Linked DNA regions of Mus musculus: regions 1 and 3 are each linked to region 2. A link is a loop called in an ENCODE intact Hi-C map of the cell type or tissue named here. Cell type or tissue: heart. All regions are shown on one strand.

What was found. A loop is a pair of places that touch in the nucleus more often than their neighbours do. Peaks named below come from ENCODE experiments on the same cell type or tissue, not always from the same donor. Only the 100,000 strongest peaks of a DNase experiment are listed, where the experiment ranks them.
Region 1: a loop joins it to region 2, with 2.4 times the contacts of the local background. A loop is called at or near these places in 4 of 42 quality-filtered maps.
Region 3: a loop joins it to region 2, with 2.1 times the contacts of the local background. A loop is called at or near these places in 6 of 42 quality-filtered maps.

Annotation. Positions count from the first base shown.
Region 1 is chr6:124,853,208-124,861,207 of GRCm38, forward strand. P3h3 (prolyl 3-hydroxylase 3) reads right to left here and starts at 4,510. Exons shown (of 15, transcript NM_013534.5): 1 at 3,989-4,510; 2 at 2,737-2,889; 3 at 1,874-2,069; 4 at 1,641-1,772; 5 at 1,104-1,240. The coding sequence starts at 4,480. Gpr162 (G protein-coupled receptor 162) reads right to left here. Exons shown (of 5, transcript NM_013533.4): 2 at 7,612-8,000; 3 at 6,816-7,005; 4 at 6,285-6,442; 5 at 5,237-6,013. The coding sequence ends at 5,462. Gm32404 (a long non-coding RNA gene) reads left to right here and starts at 4,600. Exons shown (of 3, transcript XR_378023.2): 1 at 4,600-4,713; 2 at 4,800-6,029; 3 at 6,211-7,563. In heart, a CTCF peak has its summit at 3,928 (motif pointing left); DNase peaks (open chromatin) are centred at 3,924, 4,444, 5,534, 6,714 and 2 weaker places; H3K4me3 peaks cover 3,113 bases; H3K27ac peaks cover 3,295 bases; H3K27me3 peaks cover 2,276 bases.
Region 2 is chr6:125,004,995-125,012,994 of GRCm38, forward strand. It overlaps Zfp384 (zinc finger protein 384), which reads left to right and starts at 4,244. Exons shown (of 12, transcript NM_001372420.1): 1 at 4,244-4,505; 2 at 5,387-5,446. 4930557K07Rik (RIKEN cDNA 4930557K07 gene) reads right to left here. Exons shown (of 4, transcript NR_130997.1): 4 at 5,182-5,400. In heart, no CTCF peak of the experiment used is centred here; DNase peaks (open chromatin) are centred at 3,907 and 4,677; H3K4me3 peaks cover 2,665 bases; H3K27ac peaks cover 2,460 bases.
Region 3 is chr6:124,713,103-124,721,102 of GRCm38, forward strand. It overlaps Phb2 (prohibitin 2), which reads left to right. Exons shown (of 10, transcript NM_007531.2): 3 at 1-39; 4 at 882-1,066; 5 at 1,728-1,857; 6 at 1,958-2,061; 7 at 2,480-2,557; 8 at 2,852-2,928; 9 at 3,323-3,328; 10 at 3,504-3,843. The coding sequence ends at 3,531. Ptpn6 (protein tyrosine phosphatase, non-receptor type 6) reads right to left here. Exons shown (of 16, transcript NM_013545.3): 15 at 7,978-8,000; 16 at 7,605-7,806. It overlaps Mir141 (microRNA 141), which reads right to left and starts at 4,883; the gene lies at 4,812-4,883. It overlaps Mir200c (microRNA 200c), which reads right to left and starts at 5,288; the gene lies at 5,220-5,288. It also overlaps LOC115490496. In heart, a CTCF peak has its summit at 3,908 (motif pointing right); DNase peaks (open chromatin) are centred at 1,136, 5,750 and 6,774; H3K4me3 peaks cover 2,659 bases; H3K27ac peaks cover 2,841 bases.

The sequences.
Region 1 (8,000 bases), 150 kb before region 2:
GCAGCCCTGGCTTGTATGAGACATTCACATGCTCTTGAGAGCCCTCACCAACTCCAATGCTGCGTTGGTTCAATCTTCAGTGTCTGGGCTCAAGTAAGAGAGTACCCAGGAGACTCTGTAAGTGTGAGCATGCGTGAGTGCATGAGTGTGTGTGTGTGAGTGTGTGTACATTAGGTAAACATAAGATTAAGGGAAGAGAATACTTCTGGGGATAGACTCCCAAGTAAATACAACCTAATATGTGGAGGCAGGGAGCTAAGGCAGAGAAGTCAGAACCTAGCTTTGGGTACCTCTTCAGTGGCTAAAAAACTTGAGTAAGAAGCTAGAATGAGCTGAGTGTGGTCTTCTACATTTTATAGCCCAGCACTTGGGAGGCAGAGGCAGGCAGATCACTGTTAATTCCAGGCCAGCCTGGTGTATACAGTAAGTTCAAGGCCAGCCAGAGCTGTACACTGAGATCCTGTCTAAAAATAAATAAATAAGTGCACAGACAAACAGGTAGATAGATGATATTTCAGTAATTAAGAGCACTTGTTTATCTTGAAGAGGACCCAGGTTCAGTTCTCGGCACCTACTTGGTGATTCACAACCATCCTAACTCCATCCCAGGAATTTCCATTCCATTCCATACCACACTCTTTTGTTGTTGCTGCTGATGTTGTTTTAGGATAAGATCTCTCTACGTAGCCCTGGCTGTCCTAGAACTCACTCTGTAGACAAGGCTGGCCTTGAACTCAGAGACTTGTCTGTCTCCAGCTTCTGAACTGCTGGGATTAAAGGAGTGTACCACCACATTGGCCCCATGCCCTCTTCTGACCTTTGAGAGCACATATATAGAGCACATACATGCAAGCAAATAAAATGAAACAAATAATAATAATAATAATAGATGGATGGATAGATAGATAGATAGATAGATAGATAGATGGATAGGTAGATAGATAGATAGATAGATAGATAGATAGATAGATAGATAGATAGATAGATGGATGGATAAAATGAAGTAAACAAGCCAAATAAAGTATAGCATCTAGGCCACCCACTCTTGGATGTTTGCCTTGTTCCAAGCCCTACCTATCTGTGAGTGTGGGGGGAGGGGTTACCTCTCGTGGTCCCAGGTCAGGTCTTGGCTCTCCCAACTGAGTTTGGTACTGGTTCAGAGCCTTTTTGGCAGCCTCATCCTCTGGGTAGAAGAGCAGGACACTCAGGACATTTTCCATGGCCTGAGACATGTTCCCCACTGCACTTGGAGGAAGGGGAGAAGGGGTCAGAAACAAACAAGACAGAATAAAGGTCACCTGGGAAGACTGCCAACTCCAGGAAGTCCCAGCCCCACTTTGGGCTGTGCCCAACCAGCGATTCTTTCAAACCTACCTTCAATGGCAGAGTTCAAAGAAGAGGAATCAGAGAGAAAATGAGAGGGAAGGGAGAAGCAACCAGAGCTGAAGGAGCCAGTAAGCCATCTCCTGAGCTTCGCACAATGGTGCCAAAGGACACCATCCTGAAGCTGAGGTCCCCAGAGGTCCTGACAGTGAAATTAGCAATGCAGAGTCGGAGGGACAGGAGAGATAGATAAATGCGGCTGGGAATGGCATCAGAGACAAATCTTGACTCCCAGGCTCCATCCTTCCCATGCTGACCCTGAGCATACGCCTCGTGCAGCCGTCTCAGCTGGCTGAGGAGGAAGTCCTGGACAGGGAAGCTGCGACCAGGACGGGTGGCCGTGTCTGCCACACAGTGCTGCCTGCACTGCAGAACCCGTATCCAGTGTCCTGCAGAGAACCCAGATGAGCCTTAGGCTGTGCGCAGTCCTCCTTCGGTCTTCCTCAGACATCAGAGCTCTCCCACAGCACACGTCCAGCCCCTCCCTCACCTGCAATGGCTTCATACAGGCCTCCCTGGCTCCCTTCTCCCTCTTCTTCAGCCCCTTGGTGCTCCTCAGGCCCCTCACAGGCAGCACGGCAGCTCTCCATGTGGGCCAGGCTCCCCTGCAGGGCCTCCTCTAGTTGGGGTAGAGCCAGTGCTGCCTCCCGTTGCTCCAGAAGCTCCAGGCCAGTGTCATAAGCTGCCTGTGGGGACATGGGACACCTAGTCACCAGAGATTAGTGGTGGTGGGGAGGTACTAAATAAAACTGGGGGTGGGGGGCATGGTGACGGGCTGGAGAGATGACTCAGAGGTTAAGAGCACTGCTGCTCTTCCAGAGGTCCTAAGTTCAATTCCCAGCAACCACATGGTGGCTCACAGCCATCTGTAATGGGATCTGATGCCCTCTTCTGGTGTGTCTGAACACAACTACAGTGTACTCACATACATAAAATAAATATATAATTCTTTAAAAGGGGGGGGGGCATGGTGACATATGCTTTTAACCTGGCACAAAGGAGGCAAAGACAATCGGATCTTATTGACTTGGAAGCCAACCTGGTCTGCATAGTGAGTTCCAGGCCAGCCCAGGTCTACACAGTGAGACTCTGTTTCAAAAAGAAAGTTAGGGAGGTGGAAAAGAAATGAGCTTATTTGGAACATGGAAATCTGTATGGTATTTCATACACCCAGAGGAAGAACAGGTGTGGCCTCAGAATCAGAACGCTAGAACGGCACACTTTAGTGATCACTGAGGAAACTGGGTGCTAGGGAAAGACTCCTCACCCAGCGCCACCGAGGAGCGGTACCCAGATATGCTCAAACTGCACAGGCTGGAGTTGGCAGATTTCAGCCAGCATTGAGGACCTCACCCAGTATAGGGGCGTCACCAGGTCCCGGAAGCTCTGGGGTCGGATTGCAGACATCCTTCTGTACTTAGCCATGTCTTCCCGCATCTGCAGGTGTGTTGGGTTTGCCACAAAGAAGGTGTGTGCTGCAGAAGCTGCCAGGTCCAGCTTCTTCAACTAAGGATCCAAAGAGATGAGATATGAGAGTCCAGAGGGGTGTGCGTGTGCATGTGCGTGCATGGGGTGGTGGTGGTGGTGTGTGTGTGTGTGTGTATGGTGGGTGGGGGTGGGATTTTGGACCTCTGTCCTTCACCAGCCTCCCCCAGAGCCTTATGGCAGCCTAGCCAATCAAAACTGGAAACCACCAGATCCCTCGGGAGCCAGAATGTTGGGCTCCCCAGGACTCTGGTACAGAAAGGAGATATGGAAGCGTCAGAGTGGGTGGGCCTCGGGCTGAAGGCCCCAGGATCTCTGTTTTGGAGACAACGAAATGAGAGGCTCAAGTAGATGGGGGAGGGGCGGGGGAGCGGGGAGACCTTGAATGACGAGAATCTGCAGGCCTCTAGGACCCTGGGCTGAGGTGTGTGAAACTAGAGCCCCTCCCGCCTCCAGCCACGTAGGCATCAGCTACCATTCTGGAAACTGCACACTGTCTACTGCCACAGACCCAGATTCCAGCCTCAGCCGTACTTCCTTCTGCAAACTAGCCCCGCTCCTTCAACCTTTCCGAAGCTCGATTCTTCCCCAAGAGAAAGCTCCTACTCAAACGCCCACTCCTGAACGAACACATGCACTCTCTCTGCCTGTCTCTCTCTCTCTGTCTCTGTCTGTCTGTCTGTCTCTCTCTCTGTCTCTCTCTGTCTGTCTCTGTCTGTCTGTCTGTCTGTCTCTCTCTCTCTCTGTGTGTGTGTGTGTGTGTGTGTGTGTGTGTATGGTTTGGGGCACCTCTCCATCTGCTCTTCGTATCTGAAAGGTTGCATTCATTAGCCTAGACCCGCTAAAATAAAACTGCGGAGCCCTCCCAACATATTCGGTCTACTCCCACTCCTCTTCATTCCAATTTGACACGTTCTCCACGCTCTCTCTTGACCCTCCCTCTGCGGCCATCGCAAGTCCTGGCCACGTTTCAATGGTACCCACACAAGAGTAGAACTCCGTTATCCGCCCTCCAAGGCTCCACCCCCGAGTCCGGGCGGCGAGCATCCCGCCCTCTCCTGGTCAGCTCCCAGTAAGACAGTCAGTAGGCTTGGGGTAGCACCCTGGCCGGCCCCCGCACCTGGTAGTAGGCCCTCTGCAGGTAGTTGTAAGGCTCCCGCCGGCGGAAGGCATCCCGCAGCGCGCTCCCCACGCGGAGCCGCGCCGCGCCCCCCGGGCCCAGCCTCCGCACCGCGCACTGGGTCAGGCACTCGGCGCGGCGGAGCGTGGCGCGCAGGAGCAGCGGTTCCCAGACCCCGGGCCCGGAGACAGGATGTGGGGCTCCGAGGAGCTGGGAGGGGAGCGCGGCGCCCGGCTCGGCCGCGCAGCTCGCCCCGCACTCCTGGCGCGCGCGGCCCAGCGCCGCCCGGCTCCGCAGCGCCTCTCGCAGCAGCGCCACTGCGGGCGCCCAAGCCCCGGCCGAGTAGGCTCGCAGCCCGTCCGCGTAGAGCAAGTCGGGGGCCTGGGGAGGCGACCCCGGTGACAACTGAGCCAGGCCCGGGGGCTCGGGAGGCTCGGGGGACCCCGGGGGAGGCAGCAGCAGCAAAAGCAACAACCGCAGGAGCCGGAGCATGGTGCCAGAGTCGCGGGCCCACCGCCGAAGGGAAATGCGGAGACGGGAGGGAGGGAGGGAGAGGAAGGAGGGGGGGTAGGGGGAGGAGAAGGAAGGAGAGATGGAGAAGAGGAGGGAGAGGAAGAGAGAGGGAATGAGTGATGCCAAAGAAACCTGCTGGATTTAGGCCTGCCCCTGGGAAAACCGAAGTGAGACGGAGTGAGAAATCCGAGGGACACATGGGTCTAGTGTGGGTAAGAAAGGGAAATGGAGAAAGAAGGGTGAAATAGGGCTCCTGGCCTGTGACGTGGGGGTAACTTCGTTTCCGTCCATCCTTGAGTCCTGGAAAAGGATTGTGGACGCCCCTCACACGTTCATCTACCCACGCTCCTGCCAACCCACCATGTGAAGATGGATTTTCGAAACGCTGCCTGGAAGAGGGTGACTCCGTGTTTGGGACACCAATTCTGGCACCAAAACTTTTCTACTCAGAAACTGAGCGCCCAGACGCATTTAGGGGAGATGGGAATTGAGTACTTTTTACTAATTTAAGCAAAGATCCTTCCCATTCAAACTAACACACTCTAGTGTCCCTTGCTCCACCCCAGGATCTTACGCTCCTACGCCCATTTCTCCTATGTCTGTCTGCGTCGTATTGGGCCGTCTCTTTCTATACCTCTTCCCCCTGCCCTTTATCCGGTTTGTCCTCTAGCCACTTTCCCTCGCCCAAGCCACTGACCATTTGCCCCCCCTCCCCGCAAACGCTGAACATCAAGGTTTCCACGGCAACTCAGCCTTTTAATACATTTTGCTAGGGGTGAAGACGGGTGCGTTGGGTATCTGGTCACTTGGATGGGAGAGAGCTGGGGCTCTAGAGCCCGGATGTAGGCCCCCCCCCCCCCATCTCCCTGGAGGCAGCTGCCATAGACTCAGGGCCAGGATGAGGCATACTCACTCGCTCGTGCCTCCCCCCCCCCTCCAGTGAAGCAGGCCTATGCGGCCTCACAGGGTCAACTGGGGGAAGATGGGGTTACCTGGCCCCCAGGGTCTTCCCCAAGCCCTTGAACTCCCTTCGCTCCCGGTCAGGGAACAGCGTCTTCCTGCACTTAACCCCAAAGGAAGTCCAACGGCTCGGCTATCCGGAGACCCAAGGGAGAGCCGTCGAGGTGAAAAACCCAGTGGTCTAGGCCTACGAGGAGAGGGTCCTGGTGACGCAGTTGGAGAAGGCAGAGGTGTCTCATCGATGAAGGTGGTGATCTCCTCCCGGAAAAAACCGGGACCTCGTGGGGGTCCCCCACCCGACCCCAGAACCCCACTTTCTAGAAACTGTCGAAGGCTGGCCAAGCCCCCGCCTTCAGCCTCTTCCTCATCCTCCTCATCCTCCAGCCTGTGTCTCTGTCCCAGGTATTCTGGAGGGCCTCCGAGGGCTCGGCTCTGGGCTGGGAGGATCCGGATATCATCCGATGAGGACCACTTGTGCAGGAAGGAGCCTGGTGCCCGAGGAGTAGAAAAGATGTTGGTCTCATCGTGGGATAATCGTCGGGACAAAGGGACCTGGGAAGAGGAGCAGGTGAGACCTGGAGATGCTGCAGAGACAAAGGTAAAGGTGACAGGAACCAAGGTGGGGACTCTGCAAGATGGCTTCATACTCTTCCTTTTCTCCAACGTGTTTACTCTAGTAGGCAAACCTGGTTCTGAGAGATCTGAGGGAAACTTTCTTCCTCTTGTCTCTCCTTTACCTGACCCCCTAGGGTACCCTGCAGTCCAAAGCCAAAGAGCAGTGGTGCAGGAGACCAGAATGGAGGTGAGTCCTTCTGTCCCATACCTGTAAGTAGTGTACTCTCTCCAGCGGTGGGAAGAGCATGTGCCGCCCAGGCAGCAGCTTCACCTGGGTGGGGTCCCGACTCCCTGACCCTGTGGCCCCGTTAGCATCAAAGCGAATTTTGCACACTCGGCCATCTGTGTAGTCGTCACAGGTGCCATCTAGGAGCGAGAAGGAGCCCAGTGGGTACAGGCAGAGAAGACCTACCCTCTAGAGCCCCATGCCCTTCATAAAGTCCAGGAGGACTCTTTGACTCCCATCAGTCTGTAAGCCCCAATCCCTGTTTGGCATGGACCAAGCTGGCCGGCCGGTGTAGGCTTCCAGAGAGGAGCAGATGCCTAGTGAAAGGCTCATCAAAGGAAACAGGGCTTGGATGGACAAGTCATCAGGCTAGACGGAGCCTGGAGTTGGCTCCAGCTTAGTCCAGCAGGGGGCACCCCAGGGCAGCACGTCTCCTCAAGGAGAAGGGCAGTAGAAAGGACAGAAAATAGAGGTAGCTATCCAGGAAAGAAAAGGCCCCGTCCCTCCTCTGACCGTCATCACCGTCATCCTCGGACATGATCGCCACACACTGCTCCCACACTGTGCGCACATCTGCACGGTAGCGCTCACAGGACCAGATGAAGGAGGGCAGGAGCAGTGTCTGTGCCATGGAGCACCACAGCACTGCCAACACCATCCATGGCGGAGCTGAGTCTGACTTCAAGGAGAAGAAGCTCACCACCTGACGGGGAATAGGCAATGGCTGGTCAGGCTTGAGAGTCCAGGCCCCACCTAAGCCTGATACCCACCTTTAAAGCAAGGGATTAGGAAGGGAGGCGGGTGAGCCTCTGGAAGGGGTTGAATGATGAAAGGGGAGAAGTGCTATAAACAAATCCCTGACGTTGGGCGCTTGAGCGGAGTGGGAGAGATGGGGGTGGGAGGAGAGTGAGACTCCAAGAAAGTCAAAGACAGAGGAACCCAGGAGTCGGGCCTGGATAGTGTGGTCGGGTGAGCCTGGGGTTTCTACTCATTTCCACTCAGGAGTGCTCAGAGAATGATCTCCAGGGAGAAGCAGGGAATAGATAAAGGCTCAGGGCAGCTAGCCGTGTGACAGGTTGAAGAGTGACAGGGCCTGTGGAGCTGAAGAATAGAAGTGGAAGCAAGGAATGGTCAAAGGAGCTGGGGGATTGAGTAGTGGCGGGTGAGGACTGAGACAGGGAACCCCAAATGTCAGGAGACAGACAGACGAGAGGACGGTAGATGCCGGGCTGGAGATGGAGCTTTTGCGTGGCTGGTAGAACTGGAAGGCCCTGTATATTAAAAAAAGGCTGAAGGACCTCAATCTCACCAAAATGGGCACCCCCGTGAGTGAGTCATAGAGAAAGACGATGGCGCTGACCAAGTTGGTGACCTGCAAGGATGTCTTGGCAGATTCAGAGCCATCCAGCGAGGACCGCCGCTTCCCTCGAGTATCCTCCACCACAATGGCTGGCACCTCAAAAGCTGGCCGGGTACCCAACCCCCCCAGCCCCCCTGCTTTGGTGCCCACACTGCCCCCCGCTCTCCGGGCCTGCCGAGCCCTCCGGGGCCGGGCCCACAGTGTCTGATAGAATGTGATAGCCACACAGACCAACCCCATGACAATGCCCCCAAGAAGCAGGAGGCTGAAGCAGACACCAAAACCGAGGCCGATCTTGGAGACTATGAACTGGCAGCCTCGGGCATAGTAGCGCTCCC
Region 2 (8,000 bases):
CCAACAGTGACTCGGGGCTTCGGGTCTTCAGGCGATAGAGTTATAGAGGAGAAAAAGAACAAGGACCAAGCGGCTCTTCTGAGAACTGGAAGTTTCTTGGAGGCCACAAGTCACAAGCCCAGTTTGAGGGAGGCATCTCCCATCACCAAGCTCCCTCTGTTGAGGGAGTACATCAAATGACTCAGCCAAGGTTCTCCTAGGCACGTTTCTGGAATGCTTACCATTGCAGCAGACCAGAGCAGGGGATGGGGAAGCCCCCAGGAGGAGGGATCTCCTAGTAGGGCTCAGGGTGTGGAAATGATTCAAGATGGAAATTGTGCCAGCTGGAGAACCCCAGGCTAAAATTAACAGCCCTCCTCCCCACCCCACTGTGTCCCACATTTACTGCTCTAAAGCTTTGTTCCAGGGACTTAAAAGTGGCTTCTTAGAGCAAAAGGCAGGAGGAGGGCTGCCAGAGGCGCGGGGCTCAGAGAGTGCTTGAAGAATGTACAGAGGCGGCAGAGCTGGAGAACCAGGACTTTTGGGAACTACTGTTTTGCCTCCATATTTCTTTTCTCTCCCTCCCTTCTTCCTGCCTTTTCTTTTACCTTCTCTTCCTTCTCTTTTGAAGGCAGAGTCTCTGTATATAACCGAGGCTGGCCTGCCCGTAACTTAGAATACTGCCCCAGCCTCTTGAATGCTGGTATTACAGTTACATGATGGCTTATCAGGCTGAAGTCCTTACAACTGAAGTCCTTATCCTGCTAATTTGCCACTGAAATCAGCACAGAGTGCTGAGCTCGAAACTGTAATAAGAAGGAAGAGATACTTGGCATGGTAGCTTATGCCGATAATTCCAGTGTCTGGGTGACAGAGACAGGAGGATGAGGAATTCCAGGCCATCTTAGCGATGTGCTAAGTTTGGGTCAGTCTGGACTAAAAATATGAAAACAAAACAGTTCTGGGAGACGGGTGAGCTTGTAAAATGCTCTCCATGAAAGTGTGAGGATCTGGGCCTGGTTCCCAGCACCCACGTACAAATACTGGTCATGATGGTTCACACCTGTTAATTCCAGCCTTGGGGAGGCTGGAAGGATCTCGGGGCTTGATGGCTAGATGATGTGGTTGAATTGGTGAGCTTTATGTTCAGTTTGAGACCCCCATCTCAACAGAAAAAAAAAAATGATCACAGGAATTAAGGAAGACATTTAATAATGGCTTAGACACACACACACACACACACACACACACACACACACACACACACACACACACAAATAAAAGGTATGGAGATTTATGTTTATAATCCAGCACCAAGGAAAGCCACTGAGGCAGCAGCATTAGAAATTCAAAGTTATCCTAGCAAGTTTGTGACCAGGCTGGGCTACAAGAGTAGACAAGGCTATCTGGTCAACCTGATCTACATAGTGAGTTCCAGGTTAGCCAGAGCTACATAGTGAGACCCTATCCTAAAGAAACAAAGATATAAAGCTAACTTTTGCGATTCCTGGCTGTGACTTTGGGGGAAGAAGTCACTTGAACTGACAGTCCCACTTTAATTATCTGTAGAATAAGATCATAGCTCTTTGTTAGAGTAATTTTGCTTTCTCACTATGGGAACCCATTTGCATGAGCTGAGACAGACCTGTGGCTACATATACTTACTAAATAAATACATAAATAAACAAACATTATTTTAAATACTAAAGATTCTTTCCAGATTTGGTACCGAGATGGATTTCTGGTAACCATGTCTTTTAATCACTGGCTACTTGAAGCAGAGGAAGCTGGCACATGAGTGCCACCAGGCACCTGCAGAACAAAGGAAATTACTAACAGTCACAGTCTTAAGAGAGGTAGGGGGTCTCAGAGCCTAGCAGATTAGTGAAGGTAGCAGATAGGATGTAAAGAAGGCATTTTTGAGCTGGGTGGTTGTGGCTCATGCCTTTAATCCCAGCACTTGGGAGGCAGATTTCTGAGTTCGAGGCTACCCTGGTCTACAGAGTGAGTTCCAGGACAGCCAGGGCTACACAGAGAAACTCTGTCTTGAAAAACCAAAACCAAATAATAATAATAATAAATTTTTTTAAATTAAAAAAAAGAAGGCATTTATGAAGTTAGTCCCATTGCCCCATCCTACCTTGGGGCTGTTACATGCTAGCAGTTTAGCAGCTTAGGGAAGGCCCGAGATAGAAGGAAGCTGAGCTCTACAGGGTCAGCATCTGTGACTTTACACATATATTATTTCAGTATGTGAATCAGATTCCTGACAATCTTTTTTTTTTTTTTAAATCTATGAGCTTTCTGTTTATTGTAAACGGGATTAAATAAAGTCAGTCATGGGTCAAGAGGAAGAACAAGAGACCAGTTGACAGGGAGTGAAGGTAGGAAAGGGAGATAAGGTAGACAGATAGAGACACATAGGAAGTCCTGACAATCTTAGTAGGGATTCAGATATATAAATTAATTAAAGTTAACAGTAAAAGCAATAGACTAAGAGATCTCAAAAATCCTACTACTTAGGAGGTGGAGGAAAGTGGATCAAGGGTTCAAGGCCAGTTTTAAATACACCAAAGTAAGCTCCGGTCTCGAAGACAGAGACATAGCTGGGTCACGGGAGGCAGAGGCAGACAGATGGGTCTCTGAGTTCAAGGGCAGCTTGGTCTGCAGGGAGAGTTTCAGGATAGCCAAGGCTACACACACACAAAAAAAACCCTGTCTCAAAAACAAACAAACAAACGACAAAAACACAGTAAATGCTATGAAAAATTAAAAAAACCCTTTGGGTTGCAGCAATCAGGGAGTTTCCTGCAATAGTTTATAATGTTCATTTACGTATCAAACGTTTACTGGAATGCTTAACAAATTCTGGGATCTGGTGATACCATCGGGAGCAATTCAAAGTCCTTGCCCTTATGGAGCTGGGCAACAACACCAGGTGAGCTGTAAACAACAGCAGGTACGCTGAATGTTGTACTTAGAATTAAAACCCGGTAAGAAGATAAGAGATGTGGGTGTTGGCAAAAAGAAAAGACCAAAGTGAAAAGAGTAACGGAGTGGTCAGAGGAAGACCGATTGAACTTTGATAGCACCGATCCCGAAACCTCAAACAACTATGGGCCTTCTTACCTTTCTTGAATATTCAAAGAAATTAGTTTCCCCCACTCTAGCTCAGCAAAAAGACATTCGGGAAGATCCAAGAAAAAAGGGTAACGTCCTACAACAACCTAGTCCATTAAGAAATGAGCTGTGACTCCCGTCTTTTTAAGATTCCGCATGGTCGGACTGGAGAGATGGCTCAGTGGTTAAGAGCATCGACTGCTCTGCCAGAGGTCCTGAGTTCAATTCCCAGCGATCATGGCTCACAACCATCTGTAATGGGATCCAATGCCCTCTCCTAGTGTGTCTGAAGACAGCTTCAGTGTACTCAAATAAATAAAAAAATAAATAAATCTTTGCCGGGCGTGGTGGCGCACGCCTTTAACCCCAGGCAGAGGCAGGGGGATTTTTGAGTTCGAGGCCAGCCTGGTCTACAAAGTGAGTTCCAGGCCAGCCAGGGCTATACAGAGAAACCCTGTCTCGAAAAATAAATCAAAAAGGATTCCGCATGGTGAAGAGTTGGCTCAGCTGGCCGCTCCTCCAGAGGACCGGAGGTTCGGTTCCCAGATCGCACACAGTGAAGCTGGAAGCAGGTAGCGGTAACTCCTGTACACACACGGCATGCATAGGCACAGATAAACGCACATAAAAGTAAAGCAAATCTAGAAAAAGAGGGGCGATCTAAACTGTCTTTAGTGTCTTGATGCATAATTCATGAACCCGTCTAGCTTCCATCCTCCCACTTCCCCAGAGGTCTCTTCCGGAAGCCCGGGAACGCTCTCCTGATGCTCAGCTTCAGCCCTTTAACACACGCTGCCTTCACGTCCGGTTTGGGCGTCACATCCACCGAGCGCTCCACCGGTCCCCGGGTAAGGAGCTACTTCCGCCCTTACGTGTCGTAACTTCTGCCCTCAAGATGTCCGAGCCCTAACAGCACCGGATGTGCTCGAGCGGCTCTCGGAAGTGACTCGGACTCTGACCTGTTTCCCCCCCCTTTCCTTTCCTGCTGCCGCCCTCCCCCCGCTACTTTCCTCCCCCCCCCCGTTTTCGTTTCCGGCTCTCCCGCCTTCTCCGAGAAACGACTGCACATTGAAGCTGTTGGGGGGGGTGGGGGGGGAGTGGGCGTGGAGGACTCGGGGTTCCCGGGAGCACGAGCCGCAGCACCACTTCCGGGTGAGTGTCCAGGAGGGCGGGGGCCCCCCCACACCTCGCCTCGCGCCCCCGCCCTGCGGGTGTCTCGCGCGCCGCCCGGCCGAGCGTCGGGGTCCGTCTGGCGCCTGCGGTGCATGCCGGCGAGCCCCGCCTCGCGGTTCCGAGCCCGCGCCCCGCGGGTCCTCCCGCTCCCTCGGCTCCTTCCTTCCCCGGTGACCGCCGCCCCTCCCGCGCGCTGGCTCTGGCGCTGGCGTCGCCGCCGCCGCCGCCGCCTGGTGAGTGTCGCGCCGCTGCAGTCGGTGCGCGCCGCTGCCCCTCGCTCCTCCCCCCCCCCCTTTACCTCGGGCGAGTGGGGAGGGGGGGGTCCACGATGGGACTGTGAGTGCGACTGTCCCGGAACCGGAAGTGGCGGCGGTGGAGGAGCGGGCGCTGAGGAGGAATGGGGGGGGTTTAGGGGGCGGGTGCCTGTCTAGTGGGTGGCAGAGTTCAGCTCCCTGGAGGGGTGAAGGAGGGACGTCCCAGAGACCGGTCTTTGAGGAAGGAGTGGGACTTGACATCGGGAGGAAGGACCGGGTTCGGTGTCTCGGGGGAGCGAAGGTTTTAGGGGGACAGCTGGGAGCCTCCAGTATATAGACCACTGAAGGTTGAAGGAAGTACTTCTTGGCACAAGGCCTTGGGTAGGAAGGGGGCGAAGTCCTAGCTGAAGTGTGTGTGTTGGGGGGTTGGGGGGGCGAGGCTAGAGGAAGTGGCTGGGCCCGAACTTGGCACTGTGCCTGACACAGGGCTAGGGCATCCCCCCTACCCTCAGCTTTGCTTTCTAAAGCCACTTCCCAGGAGCAGGGACCTTCCTTCACCTCTGACTCCTGGTTCCCTGTAGCCCTGGGGGGAACGAAGAATTAAGTGTCTGAGCCCAGGAGTGGAACCCAAATGCTGCTAATAGAATTCATCTTAGTTTTGGGGAACTGGCTTTATTTCCCTTATGTACACTTAGTGGGTGTCACTCAACGCCTGTGACTCTAGCCCTTCCATCCTTGGATTGTTGGTTGGGGAAGCTGTCCGCTTTCCAAATTGCTGACAGTCAACTTGTGAGGCTCTCCACAGTTCTCTGGTGGCCTTTACATACTGGCCTCTGTAACCTAGACAATTTTGTTTCCAGAAAGTTCAGGAGCCCTGGAAAGGAGAAGGAATAAGACGACAGGAGGAAGAGAGAGAGAGGGTAAGACAATCTTGGTTTAATGATTTGGGGAGAGATGGGGTCATCTCAAATGGTTTTTCTTTTTTTTTTTTCCTTTACAGTGTGATAGAATTATTGAAGTAACCAACACCAGCGCTTGCAGAGAGAGAGATAAAAGCCTTTTCTTATTGTTTCCCATAGTACCCAGGAGGTTTTTGTGTAAAAAATTGGTAGTTTCTTTGTTACCCTTTCATGGCCACTGGTACTCAACAGGAATAAAATGTGAAATACTCAGGTGAAGCCACTAAATGGGCTTACATTTTGTCAGAGATGTATTCTGCTGTGGAGACACAGGGACTCTGATTACAGTATAGTCTTTATGGTGTCACTTAGAGAAACAACAAAGGCAAGTTTGGAGTTTCCCATTCTTGGTGTTCAGTGGAGTGTTTGAGTGACTCTGTTGAGTGATGAAGACTCTAACATGAGACAATTTGAGTTTGATGTGTCAGGTAATATTTTTCAGAGAACACTGCTTCTTGGATAGTTTGAAATAAAAGAGATAAAATTATATGCTTTCTGCTCTAGTAAATCTGGGAGAAATCAAAGTGATACCTGATGCTAATACTGAAACCTTTCTATTTTTTTCGGGGGAGGGAAACAAAAAATTTTGTTATGAAGCCCAAGCTAGTGTGGAACTCACTAAGTAAACCAGTTTGGCCTCGGCCTCGAGGCCATCTCTTCTCCCTGTGCAAGCTAAGTGTTTGGACTACAGGCATCGCCACTGTGAATGGCGATGAAAGGTTCTTTAGTTGAAAAAAATAGCTGTTAAACACAACAGTTAGGGGCACTGGTTGCTCTTCCAGAGGTCCTGAGTTCAAGCTCAGCACCCCCCATGGCAGCTAACAACTGTCTGTAACTGTAGTCCCATGGGATCGATGCCCTCCTCTGTTATACAGATGAGACACCCACTGCTTAAATCCATAAATAAATCTTTAAAAACAGCAGCACTGGAGGGCTGGAGAGGCAGTCGGGTTGGTAAAGTGCTTGTCATGTGAACATGAGGACCCAGGTTTGCTGCCCAGAATACAGGCAGGAAAGCAGAGCATGGTGGACCCAGCGCTGGTAAGGCAGAGACAGCTAGATGGATCCCTGGTGCTTACGAGCTAGCTATCCAGCTTACCATAATTGGGGAGGCCTAGGTTAGTGAAAGACCCAATGTGTAAAAATAAACCGGAGAGCACCTGAGGAATGACTCCTGAGGTTGTCTTCTGACTTCTATGTTCACTTTCTAAACACAAAAGACAAGATAGCAGGTAATGTAAACTGAGCCTCCCCGAGTTCTCAGGCCGTGACCTCTCACCTTTGAGTGGTTGGAAACGCCTTAAGTGGCAGCATAGGACGGAAGAGTGCAGGAGTGCTCACCCTACTGTCATCATCTCCTCGCTGCCAGTAACTCCTCTGGAAAACAAATCTTTGTACTTTTAAAATTTGGTTTTTATTTAATTTGTTTATGTTTTGGGGAGGTGGTCAGAGGACAAGTTTGAGGGAGTTGTGGATTCTGGGGCCCAAACTCAAGTCATTAGGCCTGGTGGCAAGTGGCTTTTTCTGCTGAGCCATCTAGGCAGCTGTCTTTTTTTACTTTACTTTTTAAGATAGGACACCATGTTGCCACAGATGACCTTGAACTTGTGATCCTCCTGCCTCCGTCCGAATGCTGGAGGTAGCAGCTTTACCTCACCCAGGTTAAGTGGTGTTGGGAATCAATCCCAGAGGCTTATGCTGGACAAGTGCTCTATCTACCAGCTGAGCCGCATCACCAGACGGAGCCTGGGGACTGGGAAGAAAAGTGATCATTTCATTATGACTTACTCTTCTCCTTTCTGTGGAGCTAGCCTTCCCTTCTTACTAACTAGTCGTGGCCTGATGGAGGAGCAAAGTTGAAGCTCATTTTGAATCTGAACTCTTTCCTCTTACTCCTTCTCTGGAGCTATAAGAGAAGTCTTCTACTTGTTCCCAAGTCCTAGAGCAGAGCCGGTTCTCTGGTTCTTTTCCTTCCTTTCTTTTTGTTTTGTTTGTTTGTTTGAGACATAGCCTCACGTAGCCCAGGTTGGTTTTTACATATGGAAGGTGTGGCAGTGGAAAGAAGAAATAAGTGTGTGGGTGCTTCTGCCATGGTACAAGGAGAGTGGTCAGATGTCAGCTGCTGGAAACCCTGTGGGTTCTGAGCATCAAAGTTAGGTCATTGTGTCTGGTGACAATCACTTTTGTCCGCTGAGCCATACTGACAGCTCTAGTCTTCCTGCCCCAGCTTCCTAAGTGCTGGGTTTGCAAGCATGTGCCCTCACACCTGGCCCTTTTTATTTTTGTAGTATGTGTGGTTGTTTGTCAGCATGTATACCTGTGTACCACTGGCATGCCTAGCGGCTATGGAGGACAGAAGAGAGCATTGACTTTCCTGAACCTGAAGTTACAGGTGGTTGTGGCTGCTGTTTGGATGCTGGAAATTGAACCCTGGAGAGAGTGGTGGGTGCTGTGAGTGCTTGTCATACTGAGCCCTCTTTCAGGCCATCGCTCCTGCTCCTTGTTTACGTCTTTA
Region 3 (8,000 bases), 290 kb before region 2:
CCAGACCTCGAAAAATCTCCTCCCCCACAGGCTCCAAAGGTAAACGTGGGCAACTGGGAGCCTCAGGGCACGTGGGGAAACAAATGTAAAATGAGCCTGGCCAGGCTGCCAGAATTGGTTGTGTTTCTGAGGTCTTGGTTTCTACGTCTGCAAAAGAGCCATGCCTCACGGTTCAAAAAACGGTGCATTCCAGTACTTGGCATGCATGCACGTTTTAACGTTACCTTCTGCCTAGCATAAAAGGGATAAGAGTTGCCTTTCTTCCTGGCTGCCTAGGTCCAAGTCTGTTTTTAAGGCCTTTTTTTTTTTCTGTTGATTTGTTGATTACATCCACAGTACACCTTGCTCTGGAGAAAGTGCCCCCACTCTTCACTAGCTGTTGCCCTGTAGACCATAGTTAGAAGGCCTGCCTTTGAGATTCCCCAAGCCTGGGCCTCATTCCCATGTACACACCGAGGCAAGTAGCCCACAGAAGTGTGCTTCTCTGTTGCTGTTTGTGGTGTGTGTGGTTTATGCGTTTGCTAAGCCATAGGCCTTGGAAATAAAACACAGTTCTGGTTCTCAAGGCCCTAATGGCAAGGGGGAAACCCAAGATTATGCTGCTTGGTGGAATCCACTTTGGAGGAGGAGTAGCAATTTATTAAAAAAAAAAAAAAATAGCTGTACTGGTGGAAGGTCCATAGAAAAGATTCCACAGTAAACAAGGGTCTGCCTCGCCCATCCATGTTGTTCACATGCTCTGTGTTGACATGACTATCTTCCTGCTGGAGTGCTAGGCTGTACAGTAACACTAGGCATGGTGGGAAGCACTCCTAGGAGAAAGCGCTGGAAAAGGGGGAATTTGGCCTTACCCGGCGGCCACTGCTGACCTCTTCCCTCAGACCTGCAGATGGTGAACATCTCCCTGCGTGTGCTGTCCCGACCCAATGCCCAGGAGCTCCCCAGCATGTACCAGCGTCTAGGGCTGGACTATGAGGAGCGAGTGCTGCCGTCCATTGTTAATGAGGTGCTCAAGAGTGTGGTGGCCAAGTTCAATGCCTCGCAGCTGATCACCCAGCGGGCTCAGGTCTGACTCCTATCACTGTCTGCACGGCGGCAGCCTGTGTCTCTCCTTGGTCAGGGTTACTGGGTACTGAAAGAAGGTATTTCGGGATGGGGTGGGACGGATCTGTAGTTCAGTTGATATGTACTTGCCTAACATGCACAAGCCCTGGTTTTATTCTCAAGCATTGCTTAAACCAGGTGTGGCACATGCCTGTAATCCTAGCACTCGAGGTAGAGGCAAGGGGATCAGGGGTTTAAGGTTATCCTTAGCTGCATGGACTGTGGGAAAGCTGTGCTGTGACTGTGGGAAATGAGGAGAAAAACGGTAGAACCTGACACCAGTCGACCCTAAGAAGGAAGCATAGTACAGAAAGTGGCAGTATTGCCTTACATCTCCACAGAAGGTCTTCCTCCGTTAACTGGAAACTAAAGAGATGCATAAACTGAAAAGAAGAGATTAGGTCTCAGTGTGATGTGGGGCAGTCTGGTGATGCCACGGCTGTCACAGGAAGAAATGGAACCAAGTTTTTTCTAGTGAATGTTTGAGGACTTAAGTGGTGGGTTTGCTGCCCATATTCAGGAGCTCCGGTGTTCAGATGGTTACAGCAATGCCACCACCTTCCTTCCAGTTCTCTGATCCCCTCAAACCAAGCCTCCCTTCCCCTCCCGACCCATGCCCCCAGGTGTCCCTGTTGATCCGAAGAGAGCTGACAGAGCGCGCCAAGGACTTCAGCCTCATCCTGGATGATGTAGCTATCACAGAGCTGAGCTTCAGCCGAGAGTACACAGCTGCTGTAGAAGCCAAGCAAGTGGGTAAGTCCATGGAGGCAGGCACTGGTCGGGGGGCTTCTGGAGGTGGGAGGAGGGGGGCTACATGTTCTTGGGCTTCTTACACCTCACACTTAATCCACAGCCCAGCAGGAAGCCCAGCGGGCCCAGTTTTTGGTGGAGAAAGCGAAGCAGGAACAGCGACAGAAGATTGTGCAGGCTGAGGGGGAGGCGGAGGCTGCCAAGATGATATCCTTGTGTTGCACAGAGCGTGGCCTCATCCCGGGGTCAGCCTGTTTCCCATCTTCCACCATGGGCCGGTTGATGAGACCAAGGCGAATGCGACTTGGCCTACTGACTCTTTCTTGGCTTGGGAATGGGGGTTGGGGGGGGGGGGACAACTGGTGAGATCTGAAATCTTGGTGGGGGTACCTAAGGCCTGACTCCCTGCTGTAAGGCCAGATCAATAGCACTACTGGCCTTGCCCTCATGTCAGCTGCCACACAGTACTGGCAGCATCCTGTAGGGAGGCCCACAGGGGGTAGCCAACATGTGAGTAGCCATGTGAGCGCAACCTTGAATCTGACAGCCCAGGGGATTCGAGGGCAGAGGGAGCTTGCCACCAATGTAACCTGGCCCAGAAGAACCCTTAACCCTGTCTGCTCACCTTGGAGAAGCACTGAGCAAGAATCCTGGCTATATCAAGCTCCGAAAGATCCGGGCCGCCCAGAACATCTCTAAAACGGTGAGTGGAAGGCTTCACCATCCAAGGGCTGCTACACAGTCACACAGTGGCATTAGAACTGGCTTGAGTTTCTACTTAAACAATGTCTTTGGGCACCCTTCCTCCTGCAGAGTGACCGACCCCACAGTGCTCCCCGGGTTTTGTTTATGGCTGTTACAGAGCTATGACACTAAGCCTTCTTGCATCGGGTCTTTGTACTAGAGCAGGAGCCTGTTCTGTTACTGTGTCTTCCACTGGGTGGCCATTGAATCAAAGACTTGAAGCCTGTTAACACGTCTGTTCCATGTCCTGTAGATCGCCACATCACAGAACCGAATCTATCTCACAGCTGACAACCTTGTGCTGAATCTACAGGATGAAAGTTTTACTCGGTAAGAGATCCCACTGTCCAGAGAGCAAAGCACCCGTCCACTACCCTGGATCCTGGACTATCTAGTTACCAGGGCCGTGGACAGTTTCTCTGAACACCAGTCAGAAAAGTGGGTGTCAGTCTGGTTGGCAGTTCCTATCTTGCATCTTCTAGGACTGACTTTATAAAGCAAAGCAGGATGTCTTATGGGAAAGGCACTTTATAAATATCTAAATGAGAAGTGACGACTGGTAGCAATTTCACGTGAGACCCACGTTGCTGGGACCGCACAGATAGTGGCAAAGAGCCGTCCTCACTGGGGAGTGCGGGTCTGGAGCAGCTGAGCCTGTAGCTGACTAACGATTTATTTCTCTTTTCACATATTTCCTGCTCACTTCATGGCATGCTGGTTGCAGGGGAAGGTAAGTGGCTGCCTCCTTGCTATGGGGTCCTGGGGGCCATCTGCTTCCTGGACCTGCCCCTACACCCCCTTTCTCCCCATTGTCAGGCCTTTATTTAGGAAGAAGCTGTGGTTTGGGGTGTTGTGCACCTCACACTTACATCCCCGATAATAGGAATGTTCCCTTTGTTCTCCAGTGACAGCCTCATTAAGGGTAAGAAATGAGTGTGGACATCAAGAACCCCACCACCAGAGAAGTTGGCACACTTGTCCAGCTTGGAGGAGCCAGCTCGGGGGTCAAGCACAGCCCACCCTGCCCCAGGCATCATGTGATGGACTTTTCTGTATCTGCCCTCTTGGATTAAGGAAGACTGAGACCAGCCCTTTCAGAGGCTTTCCTCCTTCCTGTGTTGGCTGGGAAGCGGGGTGGGACAATGTGATTTCTCCGTGATTTCCTACAGCCTTGAGCCTCTCCCAGAGTGGGGGAGATAACCACCATGCCAGGAATTCTCAATAAAATTTTTATTACTTAAAGCCAAAAATTTTGTGTCTGAGTGTGTACGTAGATTGCGCGAAGACATTGATCACACTGGGACTCGGCCAGCAGAGGGCACAAGCAGTCTGGCCTGTAGCATTCGGACTGCCGCCGGGTCCTCAACAGGACCTAAGCTGGGAGCAGCCGATCTCAGGCCCAACTACACCTTCACCCCACCCGCAGGTCTACCAAATGAACCCACAGACTTAATGACATCTTTTTAAAAGCTGAAGCAGCTGAGGCTTTGCTGAGCCAAACTAAAAACGTGATGACCCCAGGGGGAGCTGCTTCCTTGGTAACCAGCTCCTGGTTAGCTCCGGGAGATGGCGTGTTCCTCCCAAGGGTTTCCGTGTTCCTAAGTCCCGGTGTGCTGTTACTTAGTCACCAGGTACGATGAGCTATTTGCACTGAAGTTTCTCCCTGTGGAGGAGGCCTTCCCACCCCCACAGCCCGGGAGCCCAACTGAACCTATTTTCCACAGACTACCTTTCTTACGAAGACCGAGTCTCCAGTACTGGGGAAATCAAGCCATTGCTCACGGACTTCGCTAGAACCGTTGCCTTGGTTTTTTCCTTCTGGGCAGACAAGAATACAATAGAGGAAGGGTGAGCCTGACTGGGCGAGAGGGTGCAGCAGAGCTTCAGCTCCTTGGGTTCTTAGAGGAAGTAGGTCTCTCCTGAAGCCTAAGACAGACCACCGAATGGACCGGAATCGTATCCCACGTTCCCCATGGACATTCAGGTTCCCAGGGTGAAAAGACAACGGAAGCCAGCGTCTTGGGACCAAATGTGTTTCCAAATCTTGCTGCTGTTCTGAAGGCAGCCATTTTGTCTCTTTCCCATTGTTCCCCTTTGCCAAGTGATACACACACACACACACCCATCCAGAAGGTTAAAGGTCAGAGGCTGTTGGCCTGGAGGCCTAGGTGGTCTTCAAGGCTCCAAGGTCACTGCTGAAGGAACTGACCCGGGGGCCATCTTTACCAGACAGTGTTAGGAGCTTCATACTTCAACCATCCAACACTGCACTGGAAGATGGACCCAGAGCCAGCCAATATAAATTGATCTACCGCTGATCAAGCGCTAGAGGGAAGCCGCTGCTGGCTGGCTGACTGTGGCCTCTTGTGTGCGCGTAGACAATCCCAAGGCCAAGGTCTGCTTCTAGTAGGTTCTGGATCTACCAGATGACAAATCACACTGGATTGGAGGAGGGGCTGGGGCCATTGTGTTCTTCCAGTGGGCAACCAGCCAACCCGAGAGCCACCCTTAACTCGGAAGAAGGGGCTTCCAGGTTATGTGTGGGAGGAATGGGTTGCTGCCAGATAAAAGTGCCTAAAGCGATGGACGCGCAATGGACGCCGATGACACTGGGACAGGGGCCTCCATCATTACCCGGCAGTATTAGAGACTCCCAACCAGCACCCAAACACTGCTGGGTAAGACGAGGGCCCCTACCCAACCAGTCCACCTTCAAGATCAGCCCTGGCTAAGCCCAAGCCCCTCAAGAGAAGCGGCAGATCTCCTGCTCCCATCCCCCACCTCCGCGTCATTTGGGACACTTCCGGGAGAGCCTGGCTGCTCCCCACCAGGCCTACCCTGACTTGCCCATCACTGAGGCCAAAACCAGCTTTCTGTAGCCTCTACTATCCACCTGCGAGCCAGTCCCCCCCCCCCCATTCCACGGCCTGTCCCTGCCCTCCAACACACCCATTTACTGCGTTCTACCGTCGCTAGCGCAGCCCCAGGACCCCCCTGATCGGTGGCCTTTACCTGGCACCAGACCCGCCTGACCCCTAGAGTGGTGCAGAAGAAAGAAAGGTGTACCAACGGCCCGGATTCAGCCGCCTAGAGCCGACTTGGCCTCCACTCTCGCTCTTCCTCCTTCACCTGCCGGGCAGCACAGGCGCCTCACCTGGGCCCCGCCCGCCTCTGCCCTGCGCACAGGTGTGTCCTCCTGCCATAGGCTGCCCCCCTCTCCGCCTTAACCCCTTCCCTCCCAGCACCAGCCCTGGGCACCTCCTCTTGAGGCCTGGCCACCCCGCCAGGCCTCCCGCCCTTTCTGGCCGCCTTTCTTCTTCTACCTTGTACTTTCCCTGTTTCTAAAGGAATAAAGAAAGAGGCCATCTTTGGATCCCCTTCCAGCGGCTCCTTCCTCCCAAGCTAAAACACCCTCTTCTCTGAGGCCTCTCCAACCCTGCTCTCAGCCAGAGTCAGAGGACCAGCCCTGAGGTCAGTGTGGGGTCAGCTAGGCAGGCATTGGTCTGTGTCCCTGTCCAGGGCTCAGACAGGGCCGGGCAACAACCCCTTGAGAACTGGGAAGGGAGGAAGCCCCAACAGACCTGTGGATCGCCAAGCATTGCGCCGGATCTTTGGTTTTACCCTGAGATGGCAGTGTCTGCCTGGGCCCAAAGGCCTCCCTTCCCGAAACTCCTAGCCCTACTGCAGCTAAACCAGGAGAGACGGTCCTTGCAACCCACCTCTGATCTGCAGAGCCCTTTTCTCAGTTGGCCCTCAAAGAATTAGTCCGGGGCAGTTAAAGGACTAGATCCTGTCTTTCTTCTGTGTGGTTCTGTGTTGCTGGGAGAGGGGCCCTGCAGGCACACAGGTGATGGCCCCACCCACGCACCCCCTGGAGGGCCATAGCTCCAGGGAGCTATCATGTTCCTCAGTCCCAAAGCTGTCCCTTTCTTCCTCCTCTTTGTTCTCTATACTTTTCCCTTGTAATTTGTGTGTGTGTGTGTGTGTGTGTGTGTGTGTGTGTGTGTGTGTGTGTGGACTAATTCTGGCCTGGTCTCCCAGACAGCTCCCAGAGTCCTAGTAAGATAAGCTTATCACCCTCAACTGCTCTCAGCATATGACCCTTAACACACTGGGCGTTATAACTAACGGGCTAATCAATGTGCTACCCTTGGCCTTTCCCATGGTGGGAGCCAACTCTTCCCAGGGTATGGCTGGCACACGCAACTCCACCAGGAGACTCAAGCTCTATATAAAGAACCCAGCCCTAGAGGGACAAAATAATAAAATGGTCTTTGGTGTTCAGGAAGATCAAAGTCTCAGAGCCCCGGTGGGCTCTTCCTGTGTGTTTTGGGAACTGCAGACTAGATCTGTCTCTCCTAAAAATCTGCCTGATTGGATCTAACCACCAACATCCAGTTGCGAAGTGACTGGGGTGGACCCTGCTGAGTCTGCCAAGTACTGAGGACTTGGACACTGAAGGCCAGTAGTCTTGTAACCTTGATCAAGTTGGTTTTCTGTGCCTCGGTTTTCTCCACTGTGAAATATCCAGACTAACAGGTGGGGGTTGCAGCTCACTGAGAGAGCTATTCACTGCCTGCTGCCTAGCGTGTGAGAGGTCCTGGGCTTTGTCCCCCAGTACCACAAAAGAATAAAACAAAAACTACAGTGCCTAGAGTTAATTCTACAGCCTCTTTAACTAGTGCCTGGGTCTGTTGCCAGTGTGTACTGTGGCAGTGGCATTGTTCCGGGCAGCCAGGGAAGGCAGGTGAGCCCACATCACCCTCTGTGTAGGCTGGAGCACTTGCCTACGATATAGGAGGCCCTCGGTTCCATCCCCAGCATGAATGAGAGAGAGAACACAGAGCAATCTAAGCCCTAGGGCTGTTATGGGCATCTAGCCGTGTGAAGCCATATCATAGCTGGGGGAGGGGAGACTACACACAACCAGGTCTATCTGACCCCAGCCACACATGGCATCCCAGCCCGTCCTGCCCAGAGTCCCTGGATACAAGGGGCACAGACTTGGAGGCAATACACAGTGGTCCAGGGAATTTATTTACAAGAATAGAAGGGCCCGGCTCTCCCTGGGGACTTGCCGGGCTATATACAGATTCAGATGACCACAGTCACTTAAATTACAAGAAGATGGGGGTGGTCCTAGGGTCTGGTGAGGGCCACAGGTCTCAGTCTATCGGGTGGAAGCCTCTGCAGGGATCAAGGCTGATGCTGCAAATAAAAGAGAGGAAGTGGATCAAAGGTTGTCTGGGAAGGGGATACAAGAGCTAGGGACACCCTAGCAGGGTAGCGTGAGACTGTGACCGTGCCATGCACGCACGTCTGAACTGAAGTTGGGGAAATGGGGGCAGGGAGAGAAAGAACACACAGAAGGGGCCGCACCATGGCCACCTGCAGACGAATGC